3 separate regions of the Mus musculus genome follow, and regions 1 and 3 are each linked to region 2. A link is a loop called in an ENCODE intact Hi-C map of the cell type or tissue named here. Cell type or tissue: left cerebral cortex. All regions are shown on one strand. Each heading gives the region's core, and the rest is flanking DNA. Links, peaks and the distances in the headings are about the cores only. Region 1 overlaps Itga11 (integrin alpha 11). Region 2 has its middle 8.8 kb from the start of Gm39352. Region 3 has its middle 13 kb from the start of Paqr5.

Region 1 (6,459 bases), core at 517-5,516, 230 kb after region 2:
TGTGTCTATCTCTGTCTCTGTCTCTGTCTCTTTCTCTGTCTTGGTTTGTCTCTCTCACACATACAAACATTTTTAAAATGTAACTTAAAAATAGCTTATTGATCTGGAGTTGGAAAGAGGGGTTAACAGGAGTCTTAAGAGGGCAAGAGAGGAGCCGGGCGGTGGTGGCTCACACCTTTAATCCCAGCACTTGGGAGGCAGAGGTAGGCGGATTTCTGAGTTCGAGGCCAGCCTGGTCTACAAAGTAAGTTCCAGGACAGCCAGGGCTATACAGAGAAACCCTGTCTTGGAAAAAAAAAAAAAAAAAAAAAAAAAAAAAAAAAAAAAAAAAAAAGAGGGCAAGAAGAGAGGAGGCTGGAGAGATGGCTCGGTGATTAAGAGCTCCGACTGCTCTTCCAGAGGTCCTGAGTTCAATTCCCAGCAACCACATGGTGACTCACAACCATCTGTAATGGGATCTGATGCCCTCTTCTGGTGTGTCTGAAGACAGCTATAATTGTACTCGTGTACATAAAATAAATAAATAAATCTTTAAAAAAAAAAACTAAAAAGAGGGCAGGAGAGGGTAATGAATATGACCCAAATATAATATACACATGCATGTACAGGTCACAATGAGACCCAATGTAATGTATAGATAATATATGCTTAGTGAAAAACATTTTTTGAGACAGGGTCTCACTGGATAGCTCAAGCTGTCCTGGAACTCACTCTATAGACCAGGCTGGCCTCGAACTCACAGAGATCTGCCTGCCTCTGCCTTCAGAGTGCTGGTATTAAAAAGTGTGCACCACCACTGCCCAGTATAAAAAAAAACACTTAAAAAATAATTTATTAAGCGAAATGTGATACATGGAGTCCTGGGTCCGATCCCTAACACCACATAAACAGTATGTACTGGGTAGGCTCAGCCAGGAGGATCAGCTGGACAAAACAGGCATAGCCTGTGCATGGGGGAGGGGGAGGGAGAGAAAAAGAAACGTTTTGAATTCCTACGTGTGCCCAGCAGCTTTGTTCAGTGAGTCAGCTCTCATTTCTCCAAACAAACATGAAGCACTTAAAATTTTTTCACATGCATTCTTGTGTGTGTGTGTGTGTGTGTGTGTGTGTGTGTGTGTGCAGGTGCTATGGCAGCCATGTGGAGGTCAGAGGTCAACTTGCAGGAGTTACTTCTTCCATCATCTGAGTTCTCAGGGTTCAAACTCAGGTCATCAGACTTGGTGGCATCCGGGTTACAAGTACCTTTGCCCACTGAGCAATCCTGGCAGCCCCACACAGTATTTTGAAACCTGCTGCACTTCACCCATGATTTGGGTAGAGTTGGGAGGGCACAAGACTACCTCAAAAATAATTTTACCTTAATAAAGTTCAGATGCTCCAAGATGAAGATTTATGCACTTTTCCATCTGTCTCTGCCACTTTTTCCAAACACTCCAAAACAAGTTGTTTTTCCTGACATGTTACCCTGGCTCTGGCCACCAGGGCAGTAGAAACAGAATTGATGGCAGGTGTGTGTGTGTGTGTGAGAGAGAGAGGTTGGAATTGTCTTGATCCTGAATATGACACTTGCTCTGGGTATGTGCATGTGTGTACACATGATTGATTGATTGATTGATTGGGACACTCTCCGGAAGTTTGATTGCCTGCAATACTTTTCTCTATCTATTGTGACTTACTGCACTGTCATTTAGTTATCGTTTAGCTTGTTTATATGGTGATTTCCAAGTCCTCAGTGTTGAGTGGAGGTTCTGATCCTGGGACACTGGTCGTTATACACAACTTCAAATCTGGCCTCCTTGCTTTGTATTCTCGGTGTCCCTCGTGTCCCCACATACCTCTATCCTTGTCCCAGCCATCTGCTTCCCAGATGGTCCAGCCTCGGGTCGGCTTCCCTTTCCCAGTTGGTCCAGCCTCAGGCCTGTCTGATGGCCCAAGCTCACATTCTAGGCCACTGGCCTCCAGCCCCCGCCCATCCCGACAACTCTCTTCCAGAATCACAGCAACTCCGACGTGGTCTCCATCATCTGCAACCTGAGGCTGGCCCCCAGCCAGGAGACCAGCTTCTACCTGGTGGGAAACCTGTGGCTGACATCTCTGAAAGCAGTAAGTTAGACCCTCAGCAGGACTGGAAGGAAGGGAGGAGGTGGCTGTGGGGGGAGTCTCCAACCTGGGGCTGCCTGAGAGGGAACAGAGGCTCCCAGAGCCGGCTCTGAAGAAGGCCCTGGTCTTACAGCTCAAGTACAGGTCTCTGAAGATCACAGTCAACGCCGCCTTGCAGAGGCAGTTCCACAGCCCCTTCATCTTCCGAGAGGAAGACCCTAGCCGCCAGGTGAGCTCCAGGGAGTCCAAAACCGGGAGGGGGGGAATGGGGGGGGACGACAGGTGTAGCATTCAGGAAATGCTAGGATGTAATCCTAGCATTCAGGAAATGAAGACAAATCCTTGGTCTTTTTCACTAGCTAGCCTAGCTCCAGGTCAGTGAAAGACTATCAAAAGAAAAAAAAAAAAAGCACTCGTGCAAACACACACACATACATATACACACCACACACACACACACACACGCAGAGCAGACTGGCAAGAGACCAGACTCAAGCATTGGCGTGGTACCTCAGCGTGCTAGGCTCTGTGCTGTGGGAAAAAATAAAGAGACGCCTGTGTGTCTCACAGAGTTTCACACAGAGGATACTGAGACCACACACCCACACCCATGAACCTAAAGGGTGGCTCCCTGATTGGCTGCCCCACAGTGAAGTTGTCTTGGGCTTGCTGGTGGAGCCTGAACTTGCATCCCTCCCTTGCCTAGAGACTCAGCTCTAAAGGAGTGCAAGCAGCAATGGGTGTGGTAAGGGTGAGGGCAGGATTTAGAGGGCTCCGTGCTGGGCTCTTTTTTAACTAGACAAAACCACATAGGCCAGCATTACCTTGACTTCCAGACAGAGAAAAAGAGGTGAGGCTTTGAGAGATAGCTACTGTCCTAAACAAGTCGGGTCTTAGAGAACAATTAGGGCTTGTGTAAACGGGGCAGCTGGGAGTAGGGCTTTGCTGCCCCCTACTGTTCATATCTCAGAAGTGCTGGTTGAGCTGTAGGCTCTGGCCACTCACCTATACACCTCAGGAGATGCTGGGTTAAACAAACAGGCATAAAGGAGAAGAGGGGAAAAAGGCAGGCTTGGCAAAGGGACACCATCAGGCTGTTTCGGTAATTGCACCCTTCCAGGCATAGAACATCACGGGTCAAGGCCCAGAAGCAGTTCTCAGGGATTCTCCTAAGAACTGTGGTAACTGAGGGTTAGCCCCACATCCTGGTGGTCTGTCCCACCCTGGGGCCCCAGCCTAAGCCTTGAATCTCCTGACACCTCTGCCCCTCTGAGGGAAAGGGCACCAGCTACCTCCTTTCAACCATGTGTTTCTTCATTCTGCATGGGATGGGGGTCCATCCCTTTCCCCAGCCCCCAGCCTGGGCGGCAGATTCATAAGCAGTTGAACACAGTAGTAACCAAGCATGGGAGAAGTCAGGAAGTGCGGCCATGCTGAGGGAAGCAGATGGACAGAGTGGCCAGGGAGCCGTTTCTGGAGATGGCCCTGGGTAGTAATTCTTCAAAGATGTGTCAAGTGTCAGGAAGCCCCTCCCCCGTTAACCATCCCTCCCCCCCCCCCATGAGTATCTCTGTTTTGTTTAGTTTTCTAGTTTTTGAGACAGGGTTTCTGTATAGCCTTGGCTGTCCCAGAACTCACTCTGTAGACCAGGATGGTCTCAAACTCAGGGATCCTCCTGCCTCTGTCTCCCCAGTGCTGGGAATAAAGGCATGCGCCACCACCACCACCTGGTTATCTCTTAGGTGAACTTTCTTCCTAGCCCAAGATGCCCTCAAAAAAAAAAAAATCCTATTGTACTGAGCGTGTCACTTGTAGTAGGTTATATAGTGCCCAGCATGGCTAGGTCAGTGGGCAAGGAAGGCAGCACAAAGGCCCACCCAGCCTTTGGGGATGAAGCAGAAACCATGGAAGGGTTGAGCCCTGTGCACACGCAAGCAGACCCACCGCACACCTCGAAGGCTTAACCCCTGCCTCTGTCTCAGAGGGAAAGCTGAGACTGTGTGAGGTGAGGCCTGAGTAGTGACCTGCCCAGAGTTGCCTAGGGAGTAATGTGAATGGTCCACCACCCAGCTAGCTGCTGTGGCTGTTTCTGCCTCACTCCATGCTCTGGAGACAGAGCAGGGGGCCAAGCTGAGAAGCCCCACTCAACTCAGGCCACCCCTGGCAGTGTTCTGTTTTGTTTTCTGGCTTCTTTCCCAGAAAGAAATCCGCACTCAAGAGTGAAATTCAGATGGAGTGAACACAGTTTGCTCAGTTGAGTTCCACACAGGGAGGTTGGGGAGCACGTGTAGGTATCTGGGGGAGTCGGTCACTCAAGGGCAGAGAGAACAGCCCCGTGGTAGCACGGAAAGCGGGAGCAGAGTGAGGGGCAGCGGATGCGGTCAGCAAGGCGAGAAGGACCACTGCCCTCCAAATGCCATGAGAAGATGTGATGTTCTGAGCAGGGACCGCCGCTCTGTCATCCGAGGGAAAGTGTTCCTCATACTGCAAGCTGAGGACAGGCGGTGGGGGTGAGACTGAGGTAGGGAGGCTGATGCAGACTCCAGCAAAAGATGACAGGACCAGAGCCAGGAGGCAGGAGGGCTGGCCACGTTCTAGGGGTTTCTGGAGTAGAATGAGATGGTTTGCTGATGGGCGCCATTGGATGTAAAAGGATGGCAAGCTGGCATAAAGAGTGTCACCACGGGCTGCTAAGGAAGCCGTGGTGGAAACAGGTCTGGAGGTGAGGGGGTCACAGTCAGGTGAACAGCTGGATGATCCAGAACCTGGAGTGCAGAGGAAGACAGAAGTGAGAGCGAGGTCGAGAGCATAGTGAAGGCCACCTGGTGGGGCACGTTCACGGGGTCACGAGTGGGTCCCACAGCACCGAGGTCATCCTTCATTTGGAAAGAAAAAAGTCTGAAGAGGAACAGAAATAACCCAGGCTGAACTATGGTTTTTTGTTTGTTTGTTTGTTTTTTGTTTTTTTGTTGTTTGTTTGTTTTGTTTTGTTTTGTTGTTGTTTTTTGTTTTTTGTTTTTTTTGGTTTTTCAAGACAGGGTTTCTCTGTAGCCCTGGCTGTCCTGGACCTCACTTTGTAGACCAGGCTGGCCTCGAACTCAGAAATCTGCCTGCCTCTGCCTCTCAAGTGTTGGGATTAAAGGCGTGTGCCACCACGCCCAGCTATTTATTTTCTTTTTAAAAAACATTTATTTTATTGTTTAAAAATGTGTGTGTGTGTACACACATGTGGGAAGGTGCTTGCAGAAGTTAGAAGAGGGTATCAGATGCCCTGGAGCTGGAGATACAAGTGCCTATGACCTGCCCAAAGCGGGTCCTAGGCAGTACGCACACCATCTCTCCAGCCTCCTGTCTCCTTTTCTTTCTCTCTCTCCTCTCTCCTCACCCCTCTATCCTCTACCCTCTCCTCTTTCTCTCTCTCATCTCTCTCTCATCTCTCTCTCATCTCTCTCTCATCTCTCTCTCTCTCTCTCTCTCTCTCTCATCTCTCTCTCTCTCCCTTTCTTTCTGAATCAGGTTTTTTTGTAGTCCTAGCTGTCTTGGAATTCACTATATTTTGTTTTGTTTTTGTTTTGTTTTTGAGTCAGTTTCTTTGTAGTCCTGGCTATCCTGGAATTCACTATGTAAACACCACACTGGCCTAGAGCCCACAGATGTACCTGCCTCTACTCCCAAGTGCTGGGGTTAAAGTCATGTACCACTGTGCCCATTTTTTTTCTTCACCTAAGTTTAAAAGCAAGTCGAGGGCTTGGTGTACAGCTCTGGTGGGGGAACGCTTGTCTGGCATACACAAACCCTTGAGTTCAACCCCAGAACCATAGAAATCAAGAGTGTAGATGTCACCCTCTTGTGAAGTGGAGACAGAAGGGTCGGGAATTCGAGGGCTAGGGCTAGGTAGGGCTAGGAAAATGCCTCAGGTGTTTGCCTCACAAGCATGAAGGCTGGGTTCAGTTCCTATAGAGAGCAGCTGCTCATGGTGGTGCACACAGGTAAACCCACAGCTGGGCTTCAGAGATGGGAGACTCCTGGCACTTGCTAGCCTGGGGCTTGCTAGCCAGGCAGTCTAACCACATCAGCCAGCTCCAGGATCAGTGAGAGGCCCGGTCTCAAACACTGTTCTGGTGGAGAGTGACTGAGGAAGACATGTGATGTCAACCTCTGCCCACTACATGCACACACACGTGTGAGCACTTACACCCTGCAATAAAAACTAATGTTTAGGGAGCTGGAGAGATGGCTCAGCGGTTAAGAGCACTGACTGCTCTTCCAAAGGTTCTGAGCTCAATTCCCAGCAACCACATGGTGGCTCACAACCTTCTGCAGTGGGACTTGATGCTCTCTTCTGGTGTGTCTGAAGAC
Region 2 (6,459 bases), core at 703-5,702:
ACATACACATACATACATGTACACATATGCATATACATATACATTCACATACGTACACTTATATACATATACACATATGCATATACAGTCACATACATATACACACATGCATACACAAATGCACATACATACACACATACATATATGCACACATATACACATACACACATACATAGACAAAAATACACACATACATACACACATATGCACATATACATACATATATACATATACAATACACACATACATATGCACATACATACTTATACACATACACACATATACATATGCACATATATATGCATCCACATACATGTATATATACACATACATATGCACACACATACACATGCATATACACATACACATACACACATATGCACATACATACATATACATACACACATATGCACATACATACACATAAACATACACACATATGCACATACAGACACACACACACACACACACACACACACACACATTTTAATGATGGCTACGTGAGTAAGATTTGTCGAAGTCACTTCTGAGGCCCTGACACTACTGTAAACCCCACCCACATCCTAGCTCCCCCTCCTCTTCTCACTCAGCAGGGCGCTGAGGTGGCTGAGGGCACTGCTTGGTTTCAATGTGCAGAGCACAGTGCCAAGGTGCTGTTGTCAGCAGCTTCCTGCAGCAGTGGAGGAAGATGCAGAAAGGGCTGCAAGAATTCATTAGCACCAATTAACACAGGGAGGCTTCCTCCTGCTCACTCCTCGAGCTGCCTCTCTGCCATCTGAGGGCTAGGACCACATGGCATGGGAAACAGCCAGACATAGAGGGGAGGGGACCTGGGGGACATCAGCCAAGGCTGTGTTCCAGCAGGGCCCAAGCAGTTTGCTGCTAGCTCGGCTGGAAGGTTCCAGAAAGTGAGAACAGACATGGGGCATCTAGCAGGCTGGGTTCCTCAGGGCTCTGGACAAGTGTTTTTCTCGGTCAGTGCTCTGAAGAGAGCATTCGATCCCAAGAGTTGAGCTGTCCCCTTTCCACACAAAGGATCCTGGAGTAGGTTTCCAGTCCCCTACACTGCTAACTTAATCACTCGTGGTCCTTGTTGAAAGAAATAGTGCCGAGGCCACCTAGCGTGGTGGAGCCCACCATTAATCCCAGCACTTGGGAGGCAGAGGCGGGAGGGTCTCTGAGTTCAAGGCCAGCCTAGTCTATATGGCAAGCCAGGGAAGCCAGGACTAAATAGAGAGACAGCGTCTCAAATAAAATCAACAAATCAAACAAACCAAAAGTAAAAAGTAAAAATTCAGAAAGAGAGGGCTGGGAAGATGGCTCAGAGGGCGAAGCACTGGCCACACACATTTGAGGACCAGGGTTCCGTTTCCCAGCCCCCGTGTAAAAGCTGGATAGGAATGGTAACTGGCCTACAATCCTAATGCGCTGGAGGTGGAGGGGGGACCCCCAAAGCAGGCTAGGATAGGCAAATCCACTAGCCATACGTCCAGTGAGAGCAGGGGAGCAGTGCATCTTACTCCTTGGTCATTCTCACTACGTGTGTGCCAGTCCTGTGACTGGGTCTCAGAGAACCAGCCTTTGGGCTCCTGGGTTTTCTCTGGTGCTTTTCCTGCCTGATTTGTTTATCTCTGTTCTAGTTTGTGCCATTCCGTCCCTATTCCTCTGACTTTAGTCAGTACCTCACTTTGTAGTAGCTTAGGGTTGCAGAGAGAGAGGCTGCGGATGCAGGCCCGGATGGCCGTGAGTGCCTCTCTCTCTGAGGACAGGGCCTGCTGGATCCTGCAAGTCTTACTATTCTATGCTTTTGTTTTGTTTCCAGAATTTTACTCCCTCCCCCGCCCCATTTCACTAGTGATTTTTTTTCATTAACACATCGGTTATGTAAGAACGCATTGTTTAAATTTCCATATATTTGTGAATTCTCCTGTTTTTTCTTATGTTGTTTTTTTGTTCTAGTTCATTGTGGTAAAAAAGACATGTGCTTTTGGATGGTTTCAATTGTTAAAATGTCCCGAGCTTTGTCTTGCTGCCTAGCACACGGCCTGCGCTGGAGACTGCCTGTGTGTGCATGGGGAGGAGCTGGACTTCTGGTTTATCGTCTGTTTGCTGTTGCCGTAACAGAATACTACAGACTGGGTAGTTTATGAACAGAAAAGGTTTATCTGGCTCAGAAATTGGAGCACTGAGAAGTTCAGAGCCTGGTGGTATCTGGTGAGGGCCATACCAGTCACAAAGCACTGCAGGACATCACCCAGTGAGAGGACCTTCATGTCCTAATTCAGAGCTCCGTTCCTTTTTTTATATAGCCACGTCCATTCAACCGTCGGACAAATGCTCCCTCTGGCTATAGGACTCCATTAACTTTATCTTCCCCCAAAGGTCCCACCTCCACGAGTTACAGTCAAATTGGTTTCTCTCCTCTTAATTTATTAATTAATTAATACCTCACAATGGAGATAAAATTTCGTTGATGGAACGCTTACCACGAGTTGAGTTGCTGTTGAGTGAGTGCTGTTTAGACCTCTGTCTCTGTACTGACCTTCCATTTAGCTGGTCCATGTGCTATTGATGATGAGACATCACTATTCTTAACTATTGTAGATATGTCTTGGGTTTTTGTCAATATTTACCTATATTGGGGGGGGGGTCCGCTGTCCTGCATTTATACGGTCATTAAATCTTCTGATAGATTGACCTTTTATCAAGATAGAGCAGTCTCTCTTGTCTCTGTAATAATTTTAAATTTAATGCCATTTACAAATATCGGTTATTATTTGTGAGGAATACTTTTATTTATCTTTTTATTGTATCCTTCTTGTGTCTGTAGCAGGCTTCAGTGTACACTTACCAGGTAATCAAATAAAAACACGGGCTGTTTCGTTATATTTGAATTTCAAAGACGGGAACAGTGAGCAATTGTTTTAGTGCAAGAACTTTCCATACAACAGGTGTGGTTCAGTTATGTTAGAATTTTTACAGTCTAACTTCTCTGTCTCAACATCTCAGTTGATTCCCCCGCTTCCAGATCTACAGTCCTTGAAGCTGTGCTAGCCTAGCTCTTGTGCTGGTGACCGGTGCCGCCAAATCCAGAAGAATGTGGCCGGTGCGCCCTCTGGTGGACATATCTTGGAACTACAACTCCAGAGTCGGAAAGCCTTGTGCAGAGCACGGATTGATGTCCCACTATTGCTGTTTTCCATGAGAACCTGAAAGGTCCCTGCAGATACTGCAAACCGAGGGAAAGAACCAGACAGAAGGGCTTAGGAGCATCTCCCCACATGCAGACCTTGCATCTTCACACATGAGCATGCGGGGATTTGGCAGGCCAGTAGCTGGTCTTGAATCCGCTGGCGCTCTCCAAATTACCCATACACTGCTGGGGTCTCTGAAGATTCTGTAAGAAAGCTCTAGAATTTTCAAAGCAAAAAACTTCAAGGTTTCTAATTCTGGAACCAGGCTGTGGCTCTTCCTGCAACTGGGCAAATCTGCTGCAAGGATATTTTTTTCCCCTGAAGCAGGCACTCTGTACAAAGCCCGCTCAGTCGGTGTTTATCTAACAAAACTGAAGATGACAGACAGGGTAGGGAAGAAGAGTACATTACTAAGTGGCAGAAGGGGCCATGTCCCCATGGGTCACCTCAGCAACAGAGGCTTGGGGGAATGAGAGCTGCCTCTTCTAGTATTCTGATGGCTTTATAATAAACAGGCAGGTTTCCCTCAGCTGAGCCCACTCCTTCTCTAGGTCCCTCTGGTTGCTCATGTGGGAAATCCACCTGCCTCCAGAGCCTTCTCTGGCCCCGTAGAGGTGGGAGCTGCAGAAGATGGGGTACCAGCTGTCCTCCACCAACACCTTTATTGCTCAGTGGGCAGGTTGGATCGTGACACTCTCACCCCGCCCCCTGCAGGCCAGGGGAGGAGATCGCAGGCCTGAAGTCACCAGGAGTGAGTCACCTGATGGAGTCTGCCCTGTGTCTGCGTGCCAGGTCCTGGGCAGAGCTGACATTCTGTTTGGTGGGTAGCTTCCTTCCCCACAGTGCTCGAAGGTTGTTCTGATAGCAGAGGAGGGCGCAGGGCTGGCCGCAGGCCTTTCTGTCACTGACAGGGACTGAGGCCGGAGAATCAGGCAGATGGCCGAGGGTGATTGGTCTGTGCTGTGGAGCTGAAGCCAATGCGGGCAGCAGAGCTCCTTTGGCACAGGCACACAGTTCTGCCCTGGTACCCACAACAGTGTCACTGGACCTTCTGGAGACAGGGTCTTTGGAGATGGTGTCGTTGGTTGGCCTTAGGCCTGGGGAGAGAGTGGACGCCCTTGCAGAGGAAGGGAGGGCCAGCTGAGCCTGCTCTAGACTGGATGGTGTAGAAAACGCTGCCCACTGTTCAGATCCTCTGCCCGCCAGTGGGGTGGGCCTGGGAGTCTCCATTGGACACTCAACTCTTGTCACTGGGGTGTGGGGTGTGGCAGTTTGGAGTCAGGCCTGGCTTTCGGTCCCAGCCCTGCCGTTTACTGGCTGGCATCTGATTTCAACAAGGATATTTTGGTTAACCAAATTTGTTTTCTATAGGTTGAAAGTTTGTCTGCTTATCGTAGAAAATGTGGTAAAATTCGGAAAAACCACAAAGGAACAAAACAAAAACAAACAAACAAACAAAAAAGACAAAAACACCAAAGCCTGGAAATGAGAGCGAGTTGAGGTTTCCTTCTACAACTTGTTTTTTAAGGTTTTTTGGTAAGGTTTTATTGTTCATTTCTTGGGGGTGTGGATCCTGCAAGAACTCACATCTTGGAGGTCAGAGGTCAACTCCTTGCATTCTGTGGTTTCCATCCCAGACGCCTCCCCAGGCTTGGCTGAAAGCGCCTGTCTGGTGAACCAACTGGACAGTGGCTTTGTTACAGTTGTCAGGGTTGAAATCAATACTGTGTGATATAAGGATGCAACATTGTAGATGCATCCTCCACTCACTACAGGTTTTTGTTTTTTTCCAAATCTCTCTTGTTTGTTAAGACAAGATGGCAGGCCATCTTCAAAGTCACCGTTTAAGCAAGGATGACCCTGAACAGAGCTATGCACCACCATGCCCACCTCAGACTCTTCTTTTTGGGGGTTCATAATATTCTTTTCTCTAAGCAGCTATAATAACCCTCAATGTTGCCCTGTTGTTAAATAAGTTGTTTCAGTTTTGGCAACTACAAACACTGCCCCATGTTCATCTCTGCACATAGATATTCTGTTCTGTTCTGTTCTGTTTTTTTGTTTGTTTGTTTTTTGTTTTGTTTTGTTTTGTTTTGACAGGGTTTCTCTGTGTAGCCCTGGCTGTCCAAGACTGGCTGTGTAGACCAGGCTGGCCTCCAACTCAGAGTTTTGCCTGCCTCTGCCTCCCAAGTGCTGAGATTAAAGGTGTGTGCCATCACACCTGCCTCTGTTTATTTCTTTAGGATATGTTGCAAACATTGAAACTACTGAGTAAAAGGAGTTTGTTTGTTTGTTTGTTTGTATACTTGAGACAGGACAAGACATGTCTTAGGGTTTTATTGCTATAAAGAGACACCATGACCAAGGCAGCTCTTATAAAGAACCACATCTAATTGGGGCTGGCTTACAGGTTCAGTCCATTATGGTCATGGTGGGAAACATGGCAGTGTGCAGGCAGGCATGGTGATGGAGAAGGAGCTGAGAGTTCTACATCTCGATCCGAAGGCAGCAGAAGGAAACCATGTGACTTCAACTAGCTTGAGCTCATATAACCCCAAAGCCTCCCTCCCAGTGACACAACTCCTCCAACGAGGTCACACCTTCTAATAGTGCCACTTCCTATGACCAAGCATTCAAAATGTCTGTGGGAGCCATACCTACTCAAACTATCACACAGCGTCTCACTCTATAGCCCCGGTTAGCCTAGAACTCACTGCTTAGACCAGGCTGACCACCAATTCACAAGGATCCACTTGCCTCCTCCTCTGCTGGGATTAAAGGTGTGTGCCCCTATACCTGGTGGGAGAGAGTACTTTCTTAGGGTGGAAAATTTTAAGTTACTGTCCAGTTTACCAGTTCACACCCCAGTGTTTTCACAGACGTACCCCCAGAGTTGGACGTGAGGATGTTGCCGGTACCCATCCTTCTTTGACCTGCCATACACCTGAGACTCTTGGTTTCCAGCTGGGTTCTGGTCATTTTCAGGCCTCACTGGCACCTCCAGCTCTCCTGGATATTGGACGACTGGAAGAAGGGTGGGAGGGTGGGCCACCAACGGATCCACGGTGTCCCCTTCCTCAGGCCAGGGTGGAGTCTGCCTAGGTTTTATAAAGAAATTGGAGTTGAGATGTTGAGAACACAGAGCTGCTTTCTAGGTCCCAGACAGGGCTGCTCTTCAGATATTCAGTCTCTGTCAGCTTCTGGAACCTTCTGGTTGGAACTGCAATAGGAGGTAACTGGGGTGGTGCCTCCGCAGAGGCACCCT
Region 3 (6,459 bases), core at 922-5,921, 510 kb before region 2:
CCACATCGCGCCTCACACCTCAGAGGGCTGGAGTGTCGCTTGTGCCCAAAGTGTCCTCTCTAGTCAGGACTTTGTGCCTGGATTGCTTCTCATAAGGAAAGAGGCCTATGTGGAAGTAAAAAAATAAATATGTGTGTTTATGTATTTCTGTTTCTATCTATACCTGGTCTAATCCGGAACAAGTCTATTTCGAGGTTCTTGGCTAATGTTCAAAGAAGGACTCTGGCTCCCCCGTGAACCTGGGGTTTGTGTGGGACCCATCCTACCCTGAAGTGAAGTTGTGATCATTCAGAGCAGATATTTTGTCCATGTGCTGACTAGTTTTATGTCAACTTGACACAAGTTAGAGTAATTTTGGAACACAGAGCAGCAACTGAGAAAATGCCCCCTATCTGATGGGCCTGTGAGCAAGCCTGCGGTGCATTTTCCTGATCCTGGAGGATCCTTGAGGGCCCAGGGCAGTGCAAGCGGTACCTTCCTGAGGGCTGGTGGTTCTGGGTTCTGTAAGAAAGCAGCTAGCACACAACAAGGAACAAGCCAGTAAGCAGCACTCTTCCACGGCCTCAGCATCAGCTCCTGCTTCCAGGTCCCTGCCCTGAGCTCCTGCCCTGACTTCCTACTCATCTGCGTGATCAGGATGTATAAGCTGACATAAACCTCCAAGTTGCTTTTGGTTATGTTGGTCACAGCAATAGAAACCCTAATTAAGGCAGCCCACCATTTTGTTGTTGTTGTGTGCAGGGGTGTCCTCACCTGTGTATCTGGTATAAGAACTTATCCACGTGTGTACTTGTTGGATGCCTTCTATTGCCCTCCGTCTTTTGTGGGGAGGGTCTCTCACTGAACCTGGAGCTCACTCATTGGCTAGACTGGCTGGCCAGTGAACCTGCAGGAGCCTCCTGTCTCTGCCTCCTAGCCATGATTACAGTCATGTGCTAACATGGCCAACTATTTTTATGGGTTCTGATGATCCAAAATCAGGTCTTCATGCTTATGGGGCAAACATTTTACCCATTAAGCCATCTCTCTAGCCACTGACCTCAAATTCTTGATCCTCCTGCCTCAGCCTCCTGAATGTGGTATTCCAGACTTATATCTACATGCTTGGTAGATCCACTTTTCTTCTGGCACTGAGTACTTCCTCTGAAATCTTATAACCTGTTTCCGAGTACTCCTGGTCTACTTCTGGGTACCACTGCTGAGTACTCCTGGTCTACTTCTGGGTACCACTGCTGAGTACTCCTGGTCTACTTCTGGGTACCACTGCTGAGTACCCCTGGTCTACTTCTGGGTACTGCTTATAAGTACTCCTGGCCTACTTCTGGGTACCACTGCTGAGTACTCCTGGCCTACTTCTGGGTACTACTGCTGAGTACTCCTGGCCTACTTCTGGGTACTACTGCTGAGTACTCCTGGCCTACTTCTGGGTACTACTGCTGAGTACTCCTGGTCCACTTCCTACACTGGAATCCACTGAACCAGGAGTGTGGAGACCTAGAAGCATTATAAGATGCTAAGATCCTACAAGAGTGAATGGCCAGTCTGAGGTTACTCCATGACTCACCGCCTCTGCTGGCTGCATCAGCTACCTCCTGTCCTAAGGAGAATTTCCCTCCTCAAGAAGATTCACAACATGGGACCAGGTAGATGGTTCAGTAAGTAGTACTGAAAATCAATGTTGCACATTGATCCCCAGAATCAAAGTAAAAGTATGTGTGCGTGCATGTGTGTGTGTATGTACGTATGTGTGTGTGTACTTAAGGCAGGGTCTTATATAGCCCAGGATGGCCTTGAATGAATGCCCTGTATAGCTATAGATGACTTTGAATTTATGATTCTCCTGCTTCTGTCTCGCACATTCAGGTATTTAGGATGCAGCATCAAGCCTCATTTGTGTAGTGCTGGGGATGGAACCTACGGCTTTGTGGATGCTAGATAGCCATTCTACCAACAGAGCTACATCCTCAGCCCAAGGATCTTAATGTAGGGTTGCTGGAAAAGTTATATTGGATTCCAGGGTAGAATCAGAAGTGACCAGGCAGGATTAGAGTCAGAGCAATCGATCTAGCGACAAGTGGGGGTTAGATAGATGTAGTCAGGCCCTAAGGGTGTCTCTTAGAGCTTGAGAGGCCAGCCAGTGGTGTCTCTCCAGAGCTTTGAAAGGACTCAATTCTGTAGGCATCTGAGTTGAGCATAGTGAAGCCGATTCTAGGCTTCTGAGCCTCAGGACAAGAAAAGAATGAATTCATATTATTTTAGGTCACTATATTTGTGGCAATTTGTGATACCCACTGATATCAAGATAAGCAGGCCTTTACCTGGAAAGGCTCTTTGGAGACCCTGGCAGAGTCCCCTTGAGGGAAGTGAAAACTACATGCTGGCCTCTAAGTACAAAGGTTTTTATTTAGTAGGTGTGAGCTGGCAGGGAAGCTGTTCTTCTAACAGGCCCCTGAGATGCTGAGGCCCTGCGGCCACCACAACAAACCGTGTTGGGCTTCCAACTCCCCCACACTCACAGCTGTCTCCCAGTCCTGTTCACACACAGACTCGGGAGTTAACTTGTTAAATTGCAGGTTCACATGTTCACTGCCTAGCTCCTCTCAGAGAATGACAGGTCCCTGGAAGCAGGACCTTGGCTTTGGTAGGGTCCCCAGGTCTGAAACGGAGTCTCACCACATACAGCCAGTGAGCACCTGCAGCCACATTGACGAGTGAATCCTAGGTGCCGTTCCTGATGCCACAGACATGAATAAGCTCCCACGGGGGTGGAATGAGGTTGAGAAGAAAGGGGGATGAAAGGAGTCCTCGAGTCTTTCATCAGAAAAGGGCTGCAAAGGTGGAGGGGGAGAGCTTAGAGACAGCCCGGCTGCCAGAGCGCTGAAGACAGTCGTGGCCCCTGGAAAGTGGCAAGGAGGGAATCCTAAACACGGAAAGCCCTGGACAGGGCCCCGGGATGACAAGTTCTAGGTGGCAGACTGAATGATATCGGGTTGTAAAGACTCAGCTATGTAATTTTCCCTCTCTTGAGACACTGCAATAATTTACGAAACTAATGTGGGTATGTTTGAAAATATTTATGTCAAATCTGAAAAAGTGTAAAGAAACTGAAACTTGAGCTGAGCGTGGTGACACGTGCCTTTAATTCCAGCATTTGGGAGGCAGAGGCAGGAGGATTGTAGTGAAGCCAGACTGGTCTCCATAGTGATTTCCAGGCTAGCCAGGGCTGCCTTTAAAAAAAAAAAATCTTGGAGAGGCATTGGCTTGTTCTGCGTCTCCACGGAATGAGGTGTCTGCGGCAAGACGCTGGAAAGAACTTCCCTCTGCTCCGCCATAGGAAAGAAGGAGGAAAAAGAGCTGATCAGTTGATGAGGAGAGCAAGGAAGCACCCTCGTTTCTGTGCTTCCCCCAGCATCCTCCGAGTGACGCCTCCGTTCTCCCACTTAGCTCCGCTGAGCCTCCACTGCCCTGCAGGTGGCGCCCTCGTGACGGCTCACACAGTCGCTCTGCTACTGCGTTTTCCAGGGCTCCAAACTCTCCAGCCTTCAGCTCCAGATTGACTCAGAAACCTCTGGCCTGATTTGAAGCGGTCTTCCAACTCCACTCCGTTGAGTTAGGACCCTGCCCTCAGCACTTTTGCTAGGGTGAGACAGATCAAATCCAGAACTGACCCGCAGAGTAGAGACCACCCCCAACTCCCAAGCTCTTGCTTTCCCTTCCACCCTAAAACAATTCAAAACACAGCAGTCCCTCTTCTTTAGACTGTTAGATCAAGAAGCAGGCAAATGCTAATGGTTACTGCTACACTGAAGACACATGTGACCAGGAATTAGGGAAAGTATCTTAGAGGCGACAGGGCAGCTCACTGTTACAACTGCAGTTATTTCATTTATATAAAATATTTGCTAAATTTTAACCAATTTCTAAAAGTTAAATTGGGAAGCTCAGATTTAAATATTTTTTTATTTCAAGTTTTGACATTTACTACAGATAATTAGAATTTTTTCCATTTCCATCCAACAGATACTTATTATTTATTTACTTTGTTTGTTTGTTTGATTGAGACAAAGTTTGTCTGTGTACTCCTGGCTGGCCTGGAACTTGCTCTGTAAACAACTCAGAGATCTGCCTGCCTTTGCCTCCTGAATGCTGTGATTAAAGGCATGCACCACCACATCTGGCTAAGATATGCTTCAATAACTCAGGAAAAAAATCATTTCCACATACCATTTCTAAAGAATTTTTACACCTGATTTAATTTCCATGATGAAAGTGCATTTAAATGTTCTATTCTGAGTATAGCAAATTTTATTTTTTTTAAATATGTATATACATCTGGGGTGAGTGTGTGCGTGGGCGTATGCCTGTGGAGGTGGGAGGGCAACTCTTAGGAATTAGCTATCTTCTTCCACTGTGTAGAGACAGGCTCTCTCTTATTTCCACTGTAGAGTAGCCCAGACCAGGTGGCCAGTCAGCTTCCAGGCAGTCTTCCTGTTTCCACCCCCACCTCACTGTGGGTGCTGGGATTATAGATGGACACTACCACATCTAGCCTTTTCTTTTTAATCACTTATTTTGTGTGTATGAGCTTTTCAGCTGCATGTATGATCTGAACACCACTCATGTGCCTGGTGTCCAAGGAGGTTAGAAGAGGGCATCAGATGCCCTGGATCTGGCCTTACAGGTGGTTTGGGTACCAAACATGGGTCCTCTGAGAGCAGCTAGCGTTCTTAATCATGGAGTCATCTCTTCAGCCCTGCACCTTGTTGGTGAATTTGATTTTAGCTGTTTTATTGGGTTCTTATAAACCCTTCCTCTGTTCCAATGTTTACTCCACCCCATCCCTTCCAATCTCCCAACAAGAGAGAGAGAAGGTTAGAGAGAGAGGGAATGTAGACCTCTTTTGATTGCTTCCTCAATTAGGGACATTGAGTTCCTTAGGGCAAGCTCAAATCTTCTCATCACACTGCATCAAGAACAACTGGGAGCAGCAACAGCAGCAACCCCAGGCCCTCTCAGGCTCTCCCATTTATACTATCTTCGGATTCCCACCCCCCTCGCCACCCCCACCCCCTGATTAAACTATCTGCAGCTGGCAAAATCAGCTCCTGCTAGTGCACGAGGCAAATCATAAATACCCGCCGAGAAGCAGCCTCTTATCCCACACCTGGGATTGAAACAAAAACATCCACATAACTTGATTTTTAAAGAAACCAAAAATTATCACAGCAGCACCTACCTTTCATTTTTAATGGGTTCTAGGGATGAAATGTAGGTTGTCAGGCTTGCTTGCCAAACACTTTTACCAGCTGAACTATCTCGTTGGCCTCACAAATAAGTATTTTCTGACTCTTTGGATCACTGAAAATGAGTACAAATAGAGATCACGAGGGAAGGGCAATTATGAAAGTCCAGGGACCGAAGCAGAGGTCATGGAGAACTGTTGTTTACTGCTTGTTCCTCTGGCCTTCTCTCTTATCAGCCCAAGACCACTGACCTAGGAATAGAACCACCCACAGTGGGCAGTTGGGCCTTCCCACATCAAGTAGCAGTCAAGGTCACTTTGATCTGGACAGTTCCCCAGGTGAAAGTCCTACTTCCCAGATGACTCTAGGTTTATGAAGTTCACTGCTGAGGCTAAGCATGACAAACATACATGCTAGCCTCCCTGAGCTGAATTAACACCCAGCATGGAACACTTTATAACCACGCTCAGAATGTTTCAAGAATCCAATAAACTAGAGCCACTATATTGCTTATTTCTACTGAAATTGTATGTCCTTAAAACAATCATTTACATTTGTGTGTACGTGTGCGTGTGTTTGTGTTTGTGCACGAAGAGGTCAGAGGACAACTTGTGGAATTCAGTTTTCTCCTTACACCACGTGAGTTTCAAGGGTCCAGCTCAGGTCCTCCGTCCTGGCTAGAAGTACTTCTTTCTGCTGAGCCATCTCACCAGCCCAAATGTGTATCTTTTGGTCAACATCAGCCCATCTACCTAGCCCTTGGCAACCACCCTGCTAATTTCAACATCTACATTCGAAAGCAACTTTCTTAGATCACACAGATGAGGGAGCTCAGGTGGTAGCTACCTTTTGTTGCTCTGATTTCTTTCATGTGGCATAATGACCTCCTGGGCCACTTAAGCTTCAACACTGTTGCCACTGGATAAACAGTGGAATTTTATCCTGTTTGGTTCTTTGTAATGGTTAAATAAAATGGTGTACATGGATTGTGTCTTTTTAAAATATTGACTGATTGATTGATTGATTGATTTTTGAGACAGGCATTTCAAAGAGCCCAAAACAGCCTTGAACTTCTTAGGCCTTCTATCTCATTTCCTCAATCCTAGGACTATAGGCCTGCGTCCATGCTGGTTTGTGCTGAGCTGGAGGTGAAGCGGGGCTTTGTGCACTCTTGGCAGGCCCCCTAGCAGCTGAGTGTCATTCCCAGTGTAGCGCT

What was found. Hi-C counts contacts between places; a loop is a spot of excess contacts. Peaks named below come from ENCODE experiments on the same cell type or tissue, not always from the same donor. Only the 100,000 strongest peaks of a DNase experiment are listed, where the experiment ranks them.
Region 1: it touches region 2 in a loop (4-fold over the local background); 15 of 42 quality-filtered maps call a loop at or near these places.
Region 3: a loop joins it to region 2, with 2.6 times the contacts of the local background. A loop is called at or near these places in 8 of 42 quality-filtered maps.

What each region holds. Positions count from the first base shown.
Region 1 is chr9:62,774,621-62,781,079 of GRCm38, forward strand. It overlaps Itga11 (integrin alpha 11), which reads left to right. Exons shown (of 30, transcript NM_176922.5): 27 at 1,993-2,103; 28 at 2,234-2,329. Among named protein-coding and RNA genes, the nearest start is that of Fem1b, 34 kb to the right of the region's middle. In left cerebral cortex, for the core only: a CTCF peak has its summit at 3,051 (motif pointing left); DNase peaks (open chromatin) are centred at 3,050 and 4,372.
Region 2 is chr9:62,546,903-62,553,361 of GRCm38, forward strand. No RefSeq gene overlaps it. Among named protein-coding and RNA genes, the nearest start is that of Gm39352, 8.8 kb to the left of the region's middle. In left cerebral cortex, for the core only: CTCF peaks have their summits at 3,125 (motif pointing left) and 3,917 (motif pointing left); DNase peaks (open chromatin) are centred at 3,113 and 3,863; H3K27ac peaks cover 1,245 bases.
Region 3 is chr9:62,036,898-62,043,356 of GRCm38, forward strand. No RefSeq gene overlaps it. Among named protein-coding and RNA genes, the nearest start is that of Paqr5, 13 kb to the left of the region's middle. In left cerebral cortex, for the core only: a CTCF peak has its summit at 3,450 (motif pointing right); a DNase peak (open chromatin) is centred at 3,460; H3K4me3 peaks cover 192 bases.